Linked DNA regions of Mus musculus: region 1 is linked to region 2. The links are chromatin loops, found by intact Hi-C in ENCODE. Cell type or tissue: heart. All regions are shown on one strand.

Region 1 (8,000 bases), 110 kb after region 2:
GTGTCTATGTGCAGACCAACATGCACAGAGAGGCCAGAAGACAACCTTAGCTGTCATCTTCAAAGATCCGCCTACCTCCTGGGACAGTCTCTCATTGCTGCTCTTCACCAGTCAGGCTGGGTGGGCTGCTTAGCCAGCTAGAGCGAGCCTCCTGTTTCCTCCTCCCTGGCACCGAGATTACTAGCACACATCACCGCCCTTGGCATTTTTTGTGGGTTCTGGGACTTGAACTTAGGTCCTCATGCTTGAGAGGCGAGCAGTTTACCAATCGAGCGATCTCTTCAGCCCGAGATGGGTGCACACAAATGCACAACACTGTAGCTATAATGCTACAGACTAGATTCCTTGGTCTTATTAATTTTGTTTTCTGCAACTTTATGTCAGTTAGTCTACCAATTTTAAATATCATGAGAAACCTCAGTTTTTTATTCTTGAAAAATGATGTTGGATTTGCTATCTCGGATCCACTCGAAAATTATTTTTACAGCAAATCATTCTTGTTTGCTATTTTTGAAGGAATCAAACCTTTAAATCAAAGGAACTCTCTGCTTGCTGGGCTCCCTGAGTCAGAGCCCATGACTCATGCCCAGCACTGCACAAAGCTCTTACCCTGAGACAGAGGGACAGAGCTGGCTGCCACTGCTCAGTCACCCTAAGAACAGGGGACAGGGGCTTATCCTAGTTAGTCCAAAGCTCAGCATATGAGTGAAGGAAAATGTAAACAGCTGTCCTTAGTACTTCATGTATGGATGAAAAAGAAGCCTCTCTGGAGCAAGTCTAAAAGTTGCCACCAGTATTACAGGGTCTTCCTTTCCTTGGTAAGATGTCAAAACTGCCAAGAGATTGTATTTCATAAGAATCTTAAGAGTTCTAACAGCCCTTCCTGTTCAGTAGATCCCACTAAAACAGGTCCTGCTTTCCGCTGCGAACTAGAAGACACATTTGCTTATGAGTTGGAGAATCCTCAGGACGGGACATTAAACATTTATGTACTGGTGTTCCCTGTGTGTCTGCCTGGAGGCACTGACAAACATGGCCTTCAATCAAAACCATTTACATGAAGATGAAGAATTCCTCACTAAATACACCACTAAGGTCCTCGCCTGAAAACAGACTGGCTGAGAAGCTGTGTGTGGGAGGAACACATGGGCCCTGACACGGATGCACATAAGGCCATGAAAATCAATTTCCAAGGTGTTTGTATTCAGATCGTGAATTCTGCGCCTGGAAGATAAGCAATGTAAAATACATGATTTTTTTTTTAAAAGAAAATCCAAATGGATAAAGTAAAAAGAAGAGATCTTATGTCACCTAGCTCCGCATGCTTCCCAGGAGTGTCCCTAAGTTCCTTTGTAAATGTGTTCTGTATGTGCTCACGCATGGACTACTACCCCCGTAAATCCACCAGACATCTATTTTCTCTTGCTTTTACATGGCCTTTCATTCGCTGTTCTAATGACATGTGCCAGGCATAAGTGAGGTTACTGGTTTCACTGAAACTCATCAACTTGAGCAGATATGTACTGCTTAGTGGTATGCATTTCAGGCTTAGAAAACTTACAACTTGCTTAATAAAATTTTCTATTAGCGATACCATAAAACCGTACCATCTAATTCATCCTTCTAGGGTTGTGTAACCTTCCCTCTGCTGCTTTGTTTTCAACACTGGTGAATAACTTAGCTCTAGTGACGGACAGAGCGGTGAGTCTTATTGTTGTTGTCCTTAAACTTGAAACTACTTACTAACAAATTTAAAAATAAGTTTTATAGTTTTATATATGCACAGTTCAAAATAAAAACATACAAAAGCACAGAATGAAAGCGTGGCTCCTTTTCTTTTAAAACTACGGTATTTCGCATTTGTTATTTTAGAATTTTTGTGTACATCTATAATGTGGTTTGATTATATCTTCTCCCTATTCATCACTCCAGCCCCTCCTGGGTTCCTCTCCATATCCCTGCCCCCAATCCCAACTTCCTGTCCTATTTTTTCCTTAAGCTGGAGTCCAGTTACTGATGTCCACATGTGCATTGGCGTAAGGCATAGTCCACCTACCGGAGTCACCAACCTCAAAGAACACCAACCCTACCTTCCCCAGGAGCTGCAGCCGTCAACTGCTCCTCAGTGAGGGGGGGGGCGTGCCCCGTGAGCCACTCCCACACCCACGCACGAATGACTGACTAGTTTGACCTTGTGTAGGTCTTGTGGAGGCAAGCTCTACCTTTCTTTTCTTCTTCACCTTTCTTTAAGTTTTATTTTTTAAAAGAAAGGTCAACAAATGTTTCAAATATTAAACAAATATAGAAACATAAAAAGGAGAGAATACGATTTCTTCAAACTCAGCATCATACCTCATCCCGAACTTTTAGTCATAAAGATGTCTAGAGGTGAAATAAATGAGAAGCCCTACTCTTTTCCTGGCCACGTCACAAAACCCGAAGCCTGGGTCCTCATGTCTATCAGTCTCAAAGAAGAGAGGGGGACTTCATACACTCTGGGTCCTCATGTCCACCAGTCTTGGAGAGGCGGGACTTTACACACTCATTTGTAAGCTAAACGCTACTGCACATCTAAAATGCCACACACTGATCTTAAACGGGTAGGCAAGGGATGTGGGACTGAGGCCCACTTCTCAGCCCCGGCCCTTTATGTCCACAGCCATTACTTCCCTCCAGGAGAGCAACATTGTGAGTTTCTCCCCTAGTCACTAAATTCATGTCTCATGATTCAACTTAAACTGACTTCAAAGACCCGAAATTCTATTTCCACCGAAAGATCCTGCTAGGATCGGTTACTTTAAGCTGATTTTAAGCCTGCTCTTATCTGGCTGGCCAGGTTATGATTTATCGCCTCTCCTCCGACTGCACCTTATCCCTGGGGTACTAGTGTGATTTTTCTCCTTTAAGACACAAGCCTCATATTGCTTTTGCCAGCAAAGAAATTTCAGCCACTTTCTTACTGAACGCCTGGTTGGTATGGGAAACCTGCCGTCCGTCATTTCTTCTGTTGGATCAGCTTCCCCCTTCTCTTACAGGCAGTTGTGTAGACAAGCTGAGAAGCCTCTAAATTTCATCTGACAGTTGAGTGGTACCCAAGCCAAGATGTCTCTGAATTCATCTACTATTCATAGAATGCTGGCAGGCACTCGGAGAATGGCTGTAGCGAGAGCTTCACTCGCCATACTTGAAGTTTTATATATAATCAAAGCGTATTTGTTGAAGGGGCCCAAGAAGCCGGGGCTGCACTGGTACAGAGGCCGGTCTCATTTCTCCTCTCCCTCAGTCTATACATTTATTTTCTCACCTTCCCCCCCCCACCCTCCGACACAGAAAAATCATGGTTGTTTCAATCTAGGAGCCCTCTCTTAGATGTGCCTTTGATGCCGAGGGAGTCCTTTCTCGTGGCTCTGCTCTGATTGTCTCCCCTGAATCCTCACTCACTCCTTCGTCTTGGATCATGCACTCATCAAACACACTCTGGAGTTCCTTGAGCTGCTGTTAAAGGCACAGATCTGTTCTGGTTTCTGTTAAAAATTCGAGCCTGTCACTGATAACCTTTAAAAAATAGAATAAAAATGAGTATTAGAAAAATGACCCTTGGCTTAGACCGTCTCAGCCATGCTGAGCTGCTATGAAGGTTTCCATAGCTGCTCCTGGAACTTTCTCCTGCCACCAGGCATCCTGCTGCCAGCACAGTGGGCACAGACCCCCACTGGATGCCTGACTTGCTCCTGTCTGCCTGTGTCACCAGCTCTCACCCACCAGTAATGCACCGTGGAAAACCACAGTCACCTGATCAACTTCCCTTCTCAGCCCAGGCCAGCTGGCTGCCTGGCCCTCTCCCTTCTGTGTGTGTGTGTGTGTGTGTGTGTGTGTGTACACTGCTAACCGCAGGCTGCAAGCCTGAACACATCTGCCCCTGGTATTTATCCTGCAAACACTTTCAGCTCTTCCCCCTCTCTTCTCTCCCATCACATCGCCTTCACTAGCTCCAATCTGGCTCTTCTGGGAGCCACCAACTAGCAGATCCACCCTATCCTAGGCTTCCTGAGCATCCCTGGTGTGACTCGAGCTATGAACAAAAACTTTGAGCCAGCAGCCCCTCTCTGGATGGCAATGGCTGCCATACAATTTGTTCAATCTAAAAATCAAACCCAAGAACTGTCTGTGAGTCTTCCCGTGGACTTCCATTCTCCCTTCTTGGCTCCAGTCATCATTACTGTAGACAGGCACTCTACTTTGTTCATCTAGCTCAAAACACATACCTTTGATGGTCTGATGGTCTTAGTACTTCTCAACCATAAATTGATGCTGTGTATGTGTGTGTACAGGACAAGTTCCAAAAGGAATAGCTTAAAATGGAGGTATTACTAATCAATGTTAATGAAATGCTACTGTCTAGAACTATAATGAAGTATGTAAGTTAAGCCAGTCTCCTGGCCTCATAAGCAGAGCACACCTGGTCCTCTGTCTCCTCTGAGTGACAGTGTAAGGCACCCACGTCTCCTCTGACTCACTCAGGTCTTTCTTTCTTTCTTTCTTTCTTTCTTTCTTTCTTTCTTTCTTTCTTTCTTTCTTTCTTTCTTTCTTTCTTTCTTTCTTTCTTCCTTCCTTCCTTCCTTCCTTCCTTCCTTCCTTCCTTCCTTCCTTCCTTCCTTCCTTCCTTCCTTTCTTTCTTTCTTTATTTTTTTTTCGAGACAGGGTTTCTCGGTGTAGCCCTGGCTGTCCTGGAACTCACTTTGTAGACCAGGCTGGCCTCGAATTCAGAAATCCACCTGCCTCTGCCTCCCAAGTGCTGGGATTAAAGGCGTGCGCCACCACCGCCCGGCTTTTTGTTTTTACTTTCTTGTTGAGAGGTTATTTCCTTTCTTCATTTATTCCAAACCTAGAAAGCAACAACTAAGATCTTGCTTGCTTCTATGAATTCAAACTCTACCAATCTCTAAATCCCTAAATCCACACCTAACCCTGACTGTTCACGCTGACACTCCACGGCACCCACGCGACCCTGACATCAAGCTAATGGGGAGGTCTGCAGAACGCAGCCCATGCTGAGGCCCGTCCTAGGACAGCTGCTGGACTGTTTGCGACTTTGTACATACCCGCTTGTTAAAGGGAGGTAAAGCCGGGCAGTGTCGTCTGCCTTTATCCCAGCACCCAGAAGGCAGGCAGAGGTGGATGGTTGTGAGTTCACATCCTGCCTTGTGTACATAGAGACCCTGTTCAAACAAACAAACAAACAAACCAAACCAAACCAAAACTGAACTCGGAACACAACGCTGTTCAGTAGTCAGTAGGTGGTAGATATTACAGGGCTGGAGAAATAGCAGTTTAGAGCTGTTCTTCCAGAGAACTTAAATTTGGTTCCTGGCATCCACAGATGACAGCTCCCAACCTCTGTAACTGCAGTTCCACATCTACACCCTCTCCTGGCCTTGGCAGACACCTGCATACAGATGGGATACATTGTCACACAGAGACACATTAAAAAAACAAACAAACAAAAGAACAAACACCAGATTATTTTAGGAAAACCCACCAGTGTCGTGTTTTCTTAAGACACTTACAGTCTTATTTGTCTTGCCTCTCTCTATAAGGAGGTAGCATTGGTGCTGTGTGGAAAACAAAGACCCGAAGCTTACTTCTGACACAGTCACCTCTGACCTCAGTTAAGTTGCTTTTTCCTTCAAAAATTTAGAGTTTTCAGGTTAAAAATTTAGAGGCTATGAAAAAAATCAGTATTTTTCCTTTTTCTGTTTGTGTATGCAAAGAGGTTGTATGAATGCATGTTTGTGTGTGTGCACAGAGGCTAGACGTCAATGCCATGTCTTTCCCTGTGACTGTCACCATGATTTACCCTTGATTTTCTTTGCCAGTGTGTGCATGTGTGTGTGTGAAGGGGTGGGTGCGCACACATAAATGCATGAGTGTTTGTGAGTGCATGAATGTGTGCGCGCATGTGTGTGTGCATGTGCACATGTACATGTGTGAGCGTGTGTATGTGGGGCAGAGGAGTAATGAGCGAGGGGCGGGCATGTAAGGCATTGTGTGGAGGTCAGAGGACAACTTGCCTGAGTTGGTTCTCTCTAACCTTGTAGCTTCTGGGAGCCCTACCAACTTGGTAAGACTAGCTGGCCAAGGAGCTCTTGGATCTGCCCATCTCCGGCCCCTCAAAGCCAGGGTTATAGTTCTCTACCAAACTTGGCTTTTATGTGGGTGTTGGAGACCAAATTCAGGTCCACATGCTTGTACAGTAGGCACTTTGCCAACCAACCATCTCCTTACCCTACAAGTCAGCCTTTTGAAAAAGCACGAACCCTGGTCTCCAGAAGGCTCTCAAGGCTATGTCCTGTCAAGGAGTCTGAGTCTGAAAGCCCAAATTTCTTCCATAATAAAATAAAGGTGTCAAGATGGCACTTCCATCACACTGTGATGACCTCTGTGGAGAGGGAGGATCAAGTACTAATGACAAGCACCGTGGTGCTTCAAAGTGAGTCTACACCGTGCCTCCACATTGCTACATATTTACAGGTGAAAAACTATCCATTTTATTAGATCTTGAATACTTATATTACTATGACAAAATGAAACACTCAGAAGTTAGCTGACAAAAACACCCAATTGTATCTTTAATTCACTCTGAGAAGGAGAGGGCATGAAGAAGACTGTACTCTTCATCAAAGGATGCTGCATGGCTGTAGAGAATTACTCAAGATGCTCCTTAAAGGAGTGCACCATCTTACACTCGGGTGTGGCACCTGCCTGGGCACTCCCCGTGGGACAGACAGACAGCAAACTGTTGATTTAAGGTTGGGAACATATGAGGGGCAGCTGTCAAACAGTCACGACCCTCTGAGTTATGGCTGAGGATGCTTCCAGCCCACGTGTAGTAAAAAGGCTTTGCAACTGAAAATGGGCACTTTCCCCAAGCAATAAACATCATTATAAAGTTCCATAACAATATGACAGAACTTATGTGCCCGTCCTTGGCACAACAAGAGCCATTTAGGTGGTGCACAGAATGGCACAGAGAGTGGAGCTGCTGCTAATACTGTGTATATAAATAACAGAGACCTTGCTTCTGGGTCTGAACTGGCATTTGAATAACTAAGCCTGTATATGGTTATATCTGTCATTTAGTGTGCAGCTGTCTAGAACTGTTTAGCTTCACGTGGTCTCCAAATCTGCACACCACCTCTTACTCCTTCCTTCCCAAAGCTGGCTGCCTACTGTACAATGTTTGTGTATCCTTTTAGAGATTTTTAGTGTACCTAAGAATTGTTTCAGTCATTCAATAGCACCATTTTAACAAAACGATATTAATATTAATGCAATATTTAGCATAACTGCCTGTATTTAATACCATGACTTAATTGTTTGACACTTCACACTAAGCAATCCTAACTAACTCTAATACTAAGAGTAGGACTCGCTATCCACAGTGGCCTTGGTATTCGCTCCACCAGTCTCTGTTTTGAGCTCCGAGTCTGTATTCAGAGCTTTCCCTTGCTCGGCACGATGGCCTCGCAGGGCTCTGGTGTACTGCTGGACCTGAACTTCCCGCATGGGCTCCAACTGGTTATTTCTTAAGCCATGCTTGGAGCAAGAGCTTTGTGCGCTGTCATGTTGCACATAGGAAAGGACATCCCTGGGATAATCTGGGGAGAGAAAACCTGTCCCTTGGGAAGATCACAGTTGAGTCCAGTGTGTGAACAGTTCAGTTTTTCCCCAGCCATTTCCACATCTCTGCCCCACAGAGCTTACATTGGTTTATAATGCATAACAGACTTACCTAGCTCTCCCGTGTTTTTGACGAAAGTCTTTGGATTCCTTTTCTAATCGAGCAAGAGAAAAGTAACATTCCTCCACTAATTAAGATCACATATCCTCTTGTTTTGTAGGAAAGGTACAGTGTATTTTCTTATTTTAAAGAGCTATTTAATGTCCTTTAAAAATGAACAGCTGCTATATTCTTTGATGGTGTGTCAACTTGACCGTCT
Region 2 (8,000 bases):
CTACAGCATTGCTCAGGCTAGCCCGCTCAATGCCGCCTCCGGCAGGAGGCAAGGTCGGTTCTCCTGCCCTTAGGCATGCTCACCCCCACACTCGCACTGCCAGAGTCAGTGCTACCCAGTTGAGATACAGGGCCCACTCTCCCAAGTGCTGCAATAGGTGAGTGGTGGGTTTCTATTCCCCCTCCCTCCTCCCCCTCCCCCTCCCCCATTGGGCTGGCTCGTCCACCCTCAAACAACCAGGGCCAGCTCCTCTCTGTGGCCCAGGTGAGACACAGGGTCCACTCTCCCAGTGTTGCCGCTGGTGAGAGGTGGGGCCAGCTCTCCAGTGTGCCATAGTCAGTGAGGGGCAGGGCCAGTTCTACACAGCCCTTGGACATTTATGTAACCCCAGTCAGCTGTCCAGGCCAGGGCATCCCTATGGTCACTAGTGGCAATAAGAGCCACAAACATTGATACCTGACCCCTGCTGCTACATGGTCACGGACTCATACATGGCCCTGAGTAGCAGCACGGGCTGGAATTCACCATGGCCTCACGTGTTGGGCCGGCTACTCACAAGGAGCTACTCCTTTCCATCCTTGTGTCTCCAGTTCCATTTCTCTTCATTACGTTCAAGCTGTTCAGCTTTTCTTTCTCTCCTGTCTGTCCATCACATCCTTACAAATTGCCGTGGCTCCCACTGAGGGCGGGCCACGTGGCTGGTGGACCACTGGATGATCTCCTCTACCCACTTGCGGAGGCAAGTGGGCCTCTAGATGTCTACAGCCCACCCGTGCGCTATTGTGGTATAGTGGGGGTGTCTCTGGACATCTTCCCCTCCTTGCACTGCATCGAAAGGGGGCAGGTGAGCCTCTGTATGTCTTCAGCCTCTCTCACAAAATCGTTTTTAATGTAAATAAAGTTATTCCAAAATGTTTCAAGCACCTGATAAAATTCAGTAGACATCCCATAGCTCTTCAACTTGTTTTAATATTTCACATCAATAAATCACCTTCCCTAATCCATTAATGTCTCCTTGTGCTGACACAGAAGTTCTTCATCCTGGCTGCATGTTAAAAATCACCCAAGGAGGATTAACAACCCTGACTCAGAAGAAGCCAAATCCAAGAGACTACATCACCATCTCTAGCAGTGGGATTGTGACCTCAGTAGTTTCTCCTTCAGTGGGCTGCTGGGAGTCTAACTGGGTCAGCAGGTGGAACCTATGTGATAGATAAAGAGACACCAGATGCTTCACAAAGTAAAGAGACACAGACGTTTGCCAGGCATTCCGGCCCAAGAACCATTGTTCTCCATCTGAGACACAGGAGCCTTCAGCAGTGAGTTCCCATTTCTCGAACCCCAGGCACCACAAGGACCCAGCGCTCTCCAGAGAGGGGGCCTCCTGGAAAGCTAAACTTGAGAGAAAAGAATGGGCCATTGTCTTCCACACAGAGTCCCATGTGAACAGCACACCGTGGAAAGATTTTGAAATAGCTAGGTGATATCAGGCAGGTGCTCCGTGTCCAACGTTAGTCTCCCAAGTGACCAGCCTAAGCCGGCCAGGTTTCCATTTCTCCTCTGCTCAGGGGTTTTGTCCCCAGTCTGTCAGCACAGAAAATTGCTGGTGGGTGTCTTGTTTCATGAAGTGGGCAGGAGAACTACAGAGGGTGTGTGCTGCTCGGTACTTTGAGCGCTATTTGGCCCAGATTGAATAAACCTTTGCACAAAGCTGCCCTATCTCTGGTGAACTATGCCACCCACAGGAAGCGGCGAAGGCACCAGCTGAGTTTTCCAAATGCCTCCGTGAAGGCTCCGAAGGGCAGTATTTTCAGTAAATGAGACTACATTGGTGTAGCTTCTGAATATAAAATCAGAGAAATTGATGCTTTGTTTTGTTTTCTTCGTCACGATGGAAGCTTGCTGCTTAAAACATGATTTTTTTCCCTTGAACATGACTAACAGAATCATAAGTTCAAAAGTAAAATTTAAATTTGGACAATTAGAATCGTTCGATCTATGTCAGAGAAATGACAACCTGCCTAATTGAGAGAAAATTCTCCTTCAAGAGAGGAGATATTTGTCAACACACAGGCCCATACATGGGACAAGATGGTCACCATGGCTACAAATGGATTTCTTGTTTTGACCAGAAAGTGACAAACCTCTTATCTCTACAGCTTTGTTTTCTTAGATTATCCAATACTTTCACTTCTCTGAAAACAGGCTCTGCTAGAAACATCTCTCGGAGAAGGTAAGGATTAGTTATGGCTTTAACAGGTCTACACATCACTTGCCTGCCCATATGATCTTTAGACCTAGACTATCCTCACGAGACCATTTCAATGTGTCTCATCTCTATGGTTGTTGGAAGATGTCAAATTTCTTGGGATGCTGGGAAGTTACAGTCTTTTATTCCGAAATATGCAAAGACTCCCTGGTAACACAGGTAGATTTTCAAATTTGCAAGTTTCCTTTGTGTAAAGGAATATAATTTTCAAATATTTATTTAAAAATAATTATTTTTTAACATTTACCATGCATGTGCATCTCTGTGTATGTGTGGGAGTGGATGCATGTATACACATGTGCCATTTGTGTAGGAGTCAGAGCACAACTTGCAGGAACCAGTTTTTTCCTTCTACCATGTAGGTTCCAAGGATCTAATCTTGGCCTTCAGGTTTGGCAACAAGTGTCTTTACCCACCGAACCATCTCATCCCAAATCAATATTTTAGCCCTCTGAGAATCTGTCGTAATTTTCTTAACATAGTTACACAGACTACGTACAAAGACTCTCCCAATATTTTATTTCAGAAGGGCCTTTAATACATTTACCGGGTGTGGTGGGAGATCCCAAATGTAAATTCTGGTTTCTTTGCAACCAGAGGTTTATACTTTTATTGGACAGGATTCTGGCAGCACCCCCTCCAAAGTAGTTTGGGTAGACTTTAAAGGAAGGGGAGAGCGCAGGCAAGAGGGCAGAGAATGGGGCTGAGAGTAAGAAAGGTAGCTAAGGAAGGAGCTAGAAAAGAAAAAGAGGAGAGAATGCAAGTAGGAAGGAGGGCAGGGCAGACATCTTGCGCTGGTGCATGGTGGATTCCTTAAACTCACCACTGAGCAGGATGCGTGGTTTTTTTTGGAGAAGGGAGTTTGTTGCAACAGCATCCAGGATCTTCTGAGTGACCATACTCCAGATATTCTGCTAGAACACAGTTGTTCACACATTCGAGGCTATATACCATGGCATTGGGATGCAGACGTAGAGGGCTAGGCCGATAACCCCACAAACCAACAAGTGAAGAGAAGAGCCAGGCACGGAGCACGGGCACTGTTTGCCTCCGAGCGGGCAGCATCTTTTTGGGGTTTTAGGCAAGGATTGACCTCAGTGGTGAGATTTTCGTAGCACTCCGAGGCAGCCGTGAGAATCCCATATTCTAGCCGTGGCTTTTAGTACCTGTGGCACTGTCTTTGGTCAAAAGATGGCAGCAATGTTCAACTGCTTCTTGAGATGCAGGGCAGCGGGAAGAGCTGCTGACAGCTAAAGGTTAATGGAGAAGGGAAAGGTATCCCTGAGGACTGCATATGCACTTTCCACCCAGATCATTTATCACAATATTGGAAGTATTAAAAGTATCACAGTTCACTTTAAACCGGTTCAAGTGTAAAAATTATTCATTCATTCATTTGCCGGTGTACAGATCTGAGTGTTCATTAATTTCCCAGGTGTTGAGTCCCTGACAGATCCTATCAATGATGGCTGACAGTGCTTGTCAGCAAAAACAGACATAGTCCTAGTTCCCATTAAGTATAGAGTCCAGTGTATGGATGGAATGGAGGTGGAAAGCATGGAAATTAACTTGTAACAATTAAAAGAATATCGTTAATAGTAATTTAAAACTTTCTGTTTCTGAAATATTTAAAAATATTCAAGTTTGGGCTAGAGAGATTGCCCAGTGGTTAAGAACACTGGCTCCTGTTCCAGAGGACCCAGCACTACATAGTGGCTCACAACCACCATCTTCCAGGGGATCTGATGTGGTCTTCTGACTTCTGTGGGTTCCAGGCATACAAATGGTGCATATGCATAAATACAGGCAAAACACTCATGCACACAAAGTAAAAATAAGTAGATCTAAACAATTAGGTAAAAATATACCTGTTTACTTTTCTATTGGTTGAGCAGTTCTCGAGTGTCTAGAAAGTGTCTGGCATAAAGCAGATACTTCAATAAGGACCACTAACTGAATGAAGGTATATACAGGTGCCCCTTGGAACTCATAAGGGGTTAGGAATCCATTACTTTCTAAAGATTCCATGATCCATAGATTCTCAGGTCTTATATAGAATGGAAGCACATTTGAACATAGCTGGTACAGGCTATACTGTGTATTTTCAGTCATCCTCAGATACTGATCATATATCTAATGAGATGCATAAATAACTCTACTGTATTATGTAACAGTGAAAAGACAAAAATCCACACACATTGAGTATAGCTGAAAAACATTCCAAACATTTTAATTGTGGATGATTTATTCTGTGAATTAAGAGACCCCATGCATGTGGAGGATCGCCTATAATTCTAAACTTGAGCTACACATATCCAGAATATGATCTTGTGTGAGCGATTAGCCCAGGAACAGGAAATGGGTGAGAGGAGAGGATATTTGAGACAAGCTATGCAGGATAAATGGATGGTAACCTGAGCTTGTGTGCACTTGTGTACTGGGCAGGAGGTCTGCAGGCGCAAGGAGAAAAGGGGAGACGACTGTGATAGGCTGGGGTGCAGAGGCCTGGAACATGGCTTGTTGCAGGGAAGTAAGAGCCAGCAGAGTGGCTGCAGCCCAAGGAAGAAAGCTAATGCTTTCCCGTGATGCTCAACTCAGTCAGGTGGGTGCTTGGGAGCCAATGGGGTAACGAGAGAGGGGAATAAGAGTGGACCTGAGAGCAAGCGAAAAGCTGTTTCGAGTCTGGATGAGAAATGACTGCAGTGTGGATTGTGAGCGGTGACAGAGGGTAAGAAGTGACAAAGTCACCAGATGACTACTCAGAGATGCGCAGGCAGCCTGTAGAGTACGAGGGACGGGGAATCCCTGGTGTGACTTACAGATTCTGACTTTGATAGGAAGTCCCGGAGGAAAGTGAATTTAGGTCTTGTAGATAGATGAGAAATTGAGACGTCGTATGCACAGCCAGATGGAAGGAGCGGAGCAAAGAAGGTCCGGAGATGATGGTCCAGGAGTTGACGACCTTTTGGCTGTTTGCAGAAAGCCATAGGAGAGGAACCGAAGCCAAGCCCCAAGGAGCTCTCACACTTAGCACAGATGAAGGACAGACCTACTCGAAAGACAGAAGCTGAGGCTGAGGAGAGGAGGAAGACAACTCTGAAAGTAACCAGTGGATCTCTCCAGAAGCAGGACGGCCACTCCTCCTTGTCTTCGTTTCTTTTCTGGCCCTGTGATAAAACCTCTGACAAAAGCAACTCAGGGATGAAAGGGTTAATTTTAGCTCGGAGTCCCAGGGGCTAGAATCCATCATGGAGAAGAGGTGTAGGCATAGTCAGGGAAGGCACAGTAGTTGGAGCAGGAAGCTGGCTCCTCACATTTCCACATCCAGGACGAGACAGGGAATAGCAAGCGGGGTAGTCTAAAACAACCTGTAAGTTGACCAACAACATAGTTCTGCCACTATAATTCTACCTTCTAAAGCCCCATGGCCTTCTCAAACAGCACTACCAGCTGGAATTTATCAAATGTTCAAACACCTGAGTCAATGAGAGGTGTTTTATATTCCAACCACATAGCGGAGTTCTGGGAGACGGTCAGCACGTCTTTCCCATCACCCACCCACTTAGTTCCTACTTAAACATGGGCATCTTTGGTTCTCCGTAGAAGAGAGTCCTGTTGTAGTCTCCAGAACCCAACCAGAGACAGCAGCTCTGGTTAATCTGAAAGATGAATTAATGGAGATTTTATTGGTCGATGTGAAGGAAAACATTGGGCTGTTAGGAAACCTGAGACAGACTCTGAACTCCCAGGCTGTCCTGTTCTGACAGAGGGAGGACTTCTGGAACTTTCCAGGATTGCAGCACTATCATTAAATATCAGGGAGGGTGGCAGGTGTGGGGTCCTTTATAGACATAAAGGTCCTTTACAGACATACAGGAGTTTACCAAGTTCCTATAAGACCAAGGATCTAAAGGAGTCTTAGAAGACCAACAGTGTCAGATACCCAGACGGCAAAAGGAATTTTGAAATTAGTTTTATTAAAACTGAATCACTCAATTTATAAATCTGGACGCTTTATAGAGGCAAACATTTATTCTGAAAAAAAAAAACAAAAACAAAACCAAAAAACTAAAAGCTGCATGAATGGCTTCAATCTGTCTTGCTGTGAACGCCCTATCCTAACCAAAAATAAGAAAAGAAAACAAAAAACTTCCCAAAAAAATCTATTAGCGATGCAAGGATAAACAGAAAACTTTAACAAAATAGACTTAGGACCACCCAAGTTAATGGATTCCAGACCAAATAGCGGAAATGAAAAGATTTCCACTAAATCCTCTCACCCTTGTTTCACAGGCAAGGGGAAGCAAAGGGTCTTCCAGTCAGGCACAGGAAAGCCTTGCCTCTTGGAGTCGCTACAAGGTTCAGTATTCCCCAGGACCGTGAGATGCCTGGCTTTCTGCTGCTTACCATGGCCCAGTCCCCAAGTGGCAAAACCCTTCCCTACATTGGAAGTTATCCCTCAGGCAGCCCCACAACAGCCAAAATAGCCATTGCACACAAGCACAAACAAGTTCCCAGGGCCTCACAATGTGTCTGAACTGTGCTGACTACAGCTTTGTGCAAATGAAATCCCACCACAGATTAATATCTCATTTGCTCTAGCCCTACTTTCAAGATACCTGATGCTGAGGTTTGTGTGCCATGGAACAAACCTACCAGGAGAGTTCTTGGGTTGAAGAGGCCCTGGTCTTTGCCTTATATTGGGGATCAGGAACTCTTTCTTAGAGCCAACTTCCCCAAACCACAAGACAACAGATATTTGTCTTGTGAGGCAGTAGTTGGAGGGACTCTGGTGGATTCAATCTTCCTTCCATGGCCAATGTCATTCTATATTCTGTTATTAACGCATGTTAATTATTCATATTCATGAAACCCAGTTTGCTATTTTAGTTCACACAGAGTGCTCTGATTGAGTTCTTTAGTACTTAAAAGTATATTTACGTAATGTAAAGATACTGGGATTTCTTTTCTTAGATGAAAAATATGGGGCCGGTCATGGTAGCTCATGCCTTAATGCCAGCATCCCTGAGGCAGGGAGATCTCTGGCATGCTCAGACATATGTTTGCATACCTGCACTGACAGTGGTAATGCATACAAAACACAAGGGTCAAACAAAACCAAAGAAGGCACATTCTTGTCTTATTAATGGAAGTCCAGTAGGTGGTTAAACTGTGGAGGAGCATGGCAGAAACAGCTGTATTGGTAATCACTGAAATAAACAACATTGGAGTTAAAATTACCAAGTTGCACACAAAATTTGTTAATGTGGGCCAGTGAGATGGTAGAACTGTAATTCTGGGGGTTTTCTTTACCCTTTTTGCTCCCAAGTAATGACAGGACATTTCCATGCCTGCTCTAGCCTGTGTTAGCTCCTGAATAAATGACACAGAGACCTAATAAATGTATTAACAAGCTTCAGGCACGGTTCTGGGAAGGCACTCATCTATTCTAACCCTCTATGGCTGCCTCCTTGCCAGCCACATGGCCCTTCCCCTGCAATAGGAGTCTTGCCCCGGCTTGCTCTGTTCCATGTGTGTCCTCATGGAGACTCTTCTGACCATCGGCTCATGGAGAATCTTCCTGGTCCTTCCTTCTCTCTCTTCCTCCTTTCTGCCTCTCTCCTTTTGCTTGGGACCCCCTGACTAGGATTGTAAGTCTTGCCCTATTCCCTTCTGCTCAGCTATAGGCTGAATCAGCTCATTATTAATCAATCAGAGGTGATAGAAAAGA

The links. A loop is a pair of places that touch in the nucleus more often than their neighbours do. Peaks named below come from ENCODE experiments on the same cell type or tissue, not always from the same donor. Only the 100,000 strongest peaks of a DNase experiment are listed, where the experiment ranks them.
Region 1: it touches region 2 in a loop (2.1-fold over the local background); 2 of 42 quality-filtered maps call a loop at or near these places.

Annotation. Positions count from the first base shown.
Region 1 is chr14:48,242,249-48,250,248 of GRCm38, reverse strand. All of the region lies in intron 3 of Peli2 (pellino 2), which reads right to left. Among named protein-coding and RNA genes, the nearest start is that of Gm52144, 40 kb to the right of the region's middle. In heart, no CTCF peak of the experiment used is centred here; a DNase peak (open chromatin) is centred at 3,798; H3K27me3 peaks cover 4,414 bases.
Region 2 is chr14:48,354,437-48,362,436 of GRCm38, reverse strand. No RefSeq gene overlaps it. Among named protein-coding and RNA genes, the nearest start is that of Tmem260, 88 kb to the left of the region's middle. In heart, a CTCF peak has its summit at 3,458 (motif pointing right); no DNase peak of the experiment used is centred here; H3K27me3 peaks cover 4,643 bases.